Linked DNA regions of Mus musculus: region 1 is linked to region 2. A link is a contact called in ENCODE Hi-C or POLR2A ChIA-PET data. All regions are on one chromosome and are shown on one strand. Each heading gives the region's core, a stretch centred on a gene start or an enhancer-like site at or near the end of the contact. The rest is flanking DNA. Distances are from core to core; before and after follow the strand shown. Region 1 holds the start of Ypel3 (yippee like 3). Region 2 holds the start of Sh2b1 (SH2B adaptor protein 1).

Region 1 (3,309 bases), core at 424-2,923, 300 kb after region 2:
TGTGTTTAATAACCAATTTGGAAATTTCTAAAAAAGATAACCATCAGCTCCAGGACACCCGGTTCTGGGAGGTCTGTGCAGAAGGAGGGGCTGCCACCTCCTGGACGCGAAAGGAAGCTTGGGGTTGGTGTTTGGAAACTAACTTGTTTTCTTCCTCTGTTCAGGTGCTATTTTGGTGCCTTAATGAAGAATCGGATTTTGAAGTGGCCTTCAGCTTGGGAGCCAATGGCGTCATGACCGATTACCCCACAGCCCTGAGACACTACCTGGACAAGCAGGAAGAAGAGACCCAGCCTCCTCAGCCTGAGGCCCTGTCCTGTCTTTCTCTTAAAAAATAAATATTTTCTTGTCAGTAACATAGTTCATGGAACAAGGGGTTGGAGGGTCGATTCGGGAGGCTAAAAAGATGGCATTAGCGGCTGGGGATGGAAGTTGGTGGTAGAAGGCTTGCATACCATGAATGCAGCTCAGAGTTTACTGCAAGCAAGTGCACATAGCATCTTAGGAGAGATCAAGAAAGCCTGTGGTGAGCTAGGCCTAGGCTTTAACCTCAGTACTTGGAAGGCAGAGGCAGGTGGATTTCTGTGAGTTATAATGCCAGGGCTACAAAGTGAGACTCTGCCCACTGACACCCCTGCAAATAAAAGCCTGGGGGTGTCAGTAGGCTGGCCCACTTGTTCCACTACATTCCAGACCCAGCAGAGTGGCACCACACCCTGTGCCAGCTTGGCCTCCACTCTAAAGCATGCTAGCCCAAGCGTCCTGGACCTAGACTCTAGAGATTCAGAGATGAGTGGTTGTCCTGAAACCATTAAGAGACCCAGGCATATGCAAGGGACGGAATTTCCTCATGTTACTGATGTTGGGCACCTTATGTGCTGAGCTGTACTGCAGCAGGCAGGCATGGATTAGCTCGCAGGCTCTCCCACAGTACCTGCTGTCCACTTTCTGATCTCCAACATTGGAGTTCATTTAATAAATATTCCCAGTGCAGCACTTTTCAAGCCTGCCTGGTTCCTGGGACTCTGCAGTGAACACAAGTCTAAGTATACCAGACACACGATTAAACAGACATTTTCACTGGGGTCAGACCTACAGAAACCTCGAGGTCAGGCATACCAGAGAATGCCTGGAGCAGATGATGCTCAGCAGTAGAGATTTTTAAAGCGTTGGTTCCTGGGAGTCTAATAGAAGGACACCTTTAGTTCCCTTCTAACAATCTGTTCCACGTGCTTGGGAAAAGTGTGAATTCCAACTTTGACTCTTACCATCTGGATAATCTCTGGAGAGGATCTCTTCTCCAAGCCTCAGGAAACTGGTCAAATGGAGACAGTGGTCTGTGGATAAACGAAGACAATTACGACTATTTCCCAGGGGTTTGCATACAGATAACACGCTCTTATTAGCCCCATGCCGGGTTAGGATCCTTGTCTCTGAGCACCCGAGATAGCAGAGCAGCAGAGGTGCAATCACGCCCGGGTTAGCCTCTGGGTTAGGCTGCAAGTCGTAGCCGCATTTCCGGGCGAGACGGCTAGCGGGAGCCCGGAGCAGGGGGAAGGGCAGCCCAGCCTGCGCTGGCCGCCGTATGACGCGCCCCCTCATTTGCATGAGGCGCTCCGATTGGCCACGAAGGCCGCCGGGACAGGAGGCCGGCCCCCTCCCCCTCCCGCCGCAGCCGCGGCAGCAGCTGGTCTCGGTGTAAACAAGTCGAGGCGGCTGTGAACCGGGCCGGGGGGGACGGCGCCCATCAGGAGCGCCCCCCACTCCCAGGCCAGGCCACCCCGCGGACCGGGCCCTCCACGCGCCCAGGCGAGGTGAGGCCTGGACCGACGTCTCTGCGCGTTGCCCCGCGCCCCCGCCCCGCAAGCGAGGACTGCCCCTTCCCCCGCGCACGCCCCCATCCCCTCGCCCCAGGTGAGCCCCGGGGTCTCAGGTAAGGCTTGGCGATGCAGGTAAGATTCCCCTCGGCGGAGATGAGGCTCAGCGCCTGCAGGTAAAAACCCCTCCTCTCTCTAGGGGACCCTCTTCCTTTGGGGAGGCCTGCCTCCTCCAGGTGAGAGACCCTTTCCCCAAGCGAACTCCATATACCCCACATTTGCCCTATCACTAGTCCAACTAGGGTCCCAAGGACCAGTCAGTTTCTGCCCCCCCCCCCCATTCCTCAAAACTGAAAACTGGCAGCCCATCCACTCTGAAGCCCCTTCTTCACGTTTCAGATGCCAGTTCAGATGCCAGCTCAGCAGGGGTGAGGCCAGAAGCTGGTGGGTGACTCACCTAGAGCTCCTCCTAGCCTCAGTTTACCCGCTGATGCAACCTGAGGCCTCCTCAGTGAGTCAAAACTGAGATGACTCTGGTCCCTGGTGAGACTGCTGGCTCTAGGGAAAGGAGAGAGCAGCCAAGTGTGACAGAGTCCCCATAGTTCTGGGCTTGTCTACATGTGTGTGGCCTTAGTCCTGATCGTCCACCTCTCCTTCCTGGCAGGCACTGGGCTCCCTCTGCTCCCCGTGGGCCGCTCCCCGCGTGGGGCCACTGCCCTTGGCCCCCGCCATGGTGCGGATTTCAAAGCCCAAGACGTTTCAGGCCTACTTGGATGACTGTCACCGGAGGTATAGCTGTGCCCACTGCCGTGCTCACCTGGCCAACCACGACGACCTCATCTCCAAGGTAAGCAGGTCACATTTTAGTCTAGAATGGCAATGGGCTGCCTGGCAACTCCCCACCAATAGCCCTAACCCCCTCCTCTCGTCTCCCCACTACCCTCCAGTCCTTCCAGGGCAGTCAGGGACGTGCCTACCTCTTCAACTCTGTGTGAGTATTCATCTCCTTCCTTTCTTTTCCTGACCTCTGTTGTGACCTGTGACTCCCTGGTATGCTGATATTCCCAGAGTCCCTTGTTTCTGACAGGAAGCCATGATCAGGCTCCTCTTAGAGGCTAAGACCAGACACTTAACATACTAGCTAGAGGGTGGCTCTGGGCTGCTGAGACCCTCCCTGGGACTACCCTTTGTCCCCACAGAGTGAATGTGGGCTGCGGGCCAGCAGAAGAGCGGGTGCTGCTGACAGGTCTTCATGCTGTCGCTGACATCCACTGTGAGAACTGCAAGACCACTTTGGGCTGGAAATATGTGAGTTTGAGATCTCTGACCCTAGGCTGGCCTTTGACCTAACCTCATCCCTTCTTCCTTAAAAGTATCTGCCTTTGCCTTTCAGAGTACCAGTGGCCCAGCACAAACTGGCTTTCTTTCCCCAGTGACTGGCGTTTGTCCATTGCAGGGCTTTGAGGGTGTTCTCTTCCCTCGAAGGATTTGC
Region 2 (3,248 bases), core at 615-3,114:
GATGCTAAGCCCAATCCTGCTGCCTTTGTCACCCCTCTCCCTGTTGTGGGACCCAGGAAAGGGCCTTGGAGCATCTTACCCCACAGGGGACTCTTAAGATCACTGCCATCCCTTCTCTAAGACAAAACCTTCCCTAACTATCACACATTTTAAGTGTGCCATTCCAGAGGGCTCTACAAGGTCATTTTACCTTTCCTTAGACAACTTACTAACCTCTTACAGATGAGGAAACGGAGATTCAAACAGAGATTCAAACAAGTTCCAGAACTCAGAGTCTACCGCATTTCCCACTGCACAGTTCTAGTCTCCAGGGATATGCTGGACCAGCCTCGACCACAGCTCCCACTGCTCTGTTCTCAGGGGACCAAAGGGTGCAGGGATTACACCCTTTAAAGACCTTGCATCATAGGTCCAATGAGTGGAAGTTGGACTGAAGGCTCAGTTGTCTTCGAAGCTGATCCTATAACCCAGCACTTAAGCCCTGTGGGAAGACTTGGATTGGCTGAAGGCCAATCTCTGGGTTGCCCCTACAGTCTAGGGCTGAGTGATAGCAGCGCTAGAGAAAAAGAGATGGTGTGTTGGGTCAGGACAAGTCTTTACTAGCCACAGAAGTAAGGCATCGCACGGAGCCGGGGCTCAGGAATTTTCACTCCCTGGGGAGTGTACCTGTGAGTTTTGGACTCAAGCCCCAGCTCAGTCCACCTGTTAGCTGTGTGAACCTAGCTTTTGTCTCTGTAAAACACAGTTACTAACCGCTACCTGCTACAGTTGTCAGGAGAAATGAAATGACAAGGAACATGTCTATGCTTTCCACAGTAAGCACACAAGACATCACTGCCACTGTAACTATTTTTTATGGGGGAGGACAGTATGATGGGTCCCATTTGCGCTCCAGAAAGGAAGCGCTTCTGCGGGTGCCCCAACTCTTACATCACAGCTAGAAAGTGACAGAGCTCCATATGTAATTTACAACCGGTGGCTCTTTGGTGAGTGGTCCTGCCCTATGATCGACTGAAAGGAGACACCTCTGGACGGCTCAGGAAAGTCTACCCAAACTATCAGTGATGCCAGCCTCTTCATCAAGCCTACAACCAAGCTGCAAGTCAGAGACCCCCCCCCCCTCCCCTTCCTCCTTGGCCTTTCCTACATACTCCGATGGCTCCAACCACAGGGACAACTCCAAACCAGGGAGAAGCAGCCAGGAGATGCGGGAGTCACAGAGCACAGGGGAATCGGGGCCAAGAGGCGCAGGCACGGCAGAGACAGTCCCCAGCCAGAGGCTACCTCGGCTCACACAGGCCCACCCAGCCCTCAGCACTACTGGCCGACCCAGCCCCCTTCAGGCCCGCTGACCCTGCGGTTCCTGGACTGGTGACTCAGTTTCTCTTCTGCCAAGACGGCTCAGTCACAGTTTTCCGGTGCACCTGCCTCTTGGCTTAGTTCTGACATTCCAGAAGGGCGGGTGGTGGAGGGTGCAGGCTGCGCTCCAGGTTCGGACCCTCCGGGCCCCGTGGTTAATCACTCGGACCCGATCCTAGTCGTTGGACACCCTCCACAAGCCCCTGGGCCGGAGCCTCCGAGGGACCAACTATCTGCTGCCCTCTCGGGAGCCGAGCACCCCTCCAGCCCCGAGCCCCCACGCCCACCCCCGCCCAGGCTTCTCAGACGACAGGGTCGAGTCCGGAGAGGAAAGAGGCACTTGAAGAGGGGGGTTCCGGTTCCGGTCCCACCTGCATCTCGGTCCCCGCGCTTAGCTCCGGCGGCGGCAGCGGCGGCGGCGGCGACGGCCGCAGCTCCCGCTCCCTGTGCCCCCCGCCTCCGCGACGGGCTCCCAGCACGCGCTTCTGCGCAGGCGCTGGGACGGGTTCCCCGACGCGGAAGGAAGCGACCATAGAGAAGAGCAGTAAGAAGGAGGGCACCTTCGTATTCACTTCCGCCATCGTTCTCGGCGCCGAGGTTTTCAGGAGCTACGCCAACACAGGTCTCACTAAGCTCCCGTGGCTTCGGCAGTTGTACCTAAAAGGAACCACTGAGGCAGCTGTGGGAAGGCGTTGGGTCCGTCATCCGAAGCAAATTCTAGACAAAGGCGAGAAGTTAACCATAGAGAAGCCACTTGAGCGGAGAGAGTAGCCGCCCACTAAAAGAAATCAGCGAGATGATAAAGCTCTTTGAAGAGCTGGCTGCAGCCTAGAGCGCCTGGCCCTGCATCGAGGGGTACACGGACACCGCCCCCAGGGATCTGGCGAGCGATGTAGCGGTGACCTTGGGAGGCCGAGTGGAGTGGGCGGAGCCTGAACTTAACGACCTTGGTCTTTTAGGGGAAAGGGACAAGGTGGTCCTGGAGGGCTCTACCTTAGACGGGAACTAAAGTTGGGACAGCAATAGTGAGGTCAGTTTTGGACATGCTTGCGGGTCATCAGTAGGTACATAGAGATAGAGCTTGAAGTTCAAGAGAGGCTTCAGGGCAAGTTAGAGGGATGACGAAGTAAGGTACAAAGTGCTGTTGAGACCTTGCGCACAAATACCTTCTAGCAACCCAAGCTCGCATTGATCCAGCGTCACTACAGCTGAAGTAATTGAAAAGGCCAGAGTAGATTGGGATCATTGACAGGGCCCAAAAGATTATGTCTATAGCTTGTCATCTGTGATTGTACTCTACTCGTGCGGTCGGTCGCTTTCACCCACAGAGGGGCTCTAGTCTTCTTGGTGTGGCAAGATGGTTTTCCATAGATTCAAATTTAAATCCTAATAGTTAAGCAACTCAGTGTAAGGAGTATCACTCTTTCTAAGATCATCAATAAAATTTTCAGAATTAGGCTAGTGAGATGCCTTTTCAGTAAAAGTGCTTGTGTTTTCTATGCAAACCTGATTAGCCAGAATTCCCTCCCCATAACCCACTGTGGAAAGAGAAAGGATGTTGGAAAGTTGGCTTCTGACTTAGAACATGGCACACACACCACACATGTGTGATACCCCCCCCCCATCACATACACATAAACAAAGTGGTAATAAAATGTAAATAAGTCACACTGCTGGAAAGAGAGCTAAGTGATTAAAAGACTAGCAGCTCTTGCAGAGGCCCCGCAACCACATGGTGGTTCAGAACTGACTATAACTCCAGCTCCAGGGGATCTGATGCCTTATGACCTCAACAGGGACACGTACATACACGCAGGCAGGCAAAACGCACATATAAGATAAAATAATATTAATTTTGGAAAATTTAAGCCAGGCAGTAAGGAGCAATG

Evidence for each region. A loop is a pair of places that touch in the nucleus more often than their neighbours do. ChIA-PET counts read pairs that join two places held with the same protein, here RNA polymerase II (POLR2A).
Region 1: a loop to region 2 is called in a map of gastrocnemius, with 2.5 times the contacts of the local background. The contact joins the promoter of Ypel3 here to the promoter of Sh2b1 in region 2. A Hi-C loop is called at or near these places in 2 of 37 maps with a recorded cell type or tissue (gastrocnemius and left cerebral cortex). POLR2A ChIA-PET finds 5 or more read pairs at or near these places in 1 of 5 experiments (Patski).

The regions. Positions count from the first base shown.
Region 1 is chr7:126,775,290-126,778,598 of GRCm38, forward strand. Ypel3 (yippee like 3) reads left to right here and starts at 1,674. Exons shown (of 5, transcript NM_025347.3): 1 at 1,674-1,814; 2 at 2,482-2,664; 3 at 2,765-2,808; 4 at 3,017-3,125. The coding sequence starts at 2,548. Gdpd3 (glycerophosphodiester phosphodiesterase domain containing 3) reads left to right here. Exons shown (of 10, transcript NM_024228.2): 10 at 165-356. The coding sequence ends at 338.
Region 2 is chr7:126,473,266-126,476,513 of GRCm38, forward strand. Sh2b1 (SH2B adaptor protein 1) reads right to left here and starts at 1,865. Exons shown (of 9, transcript NM_001289541.1): 1 at 1,731-1,865.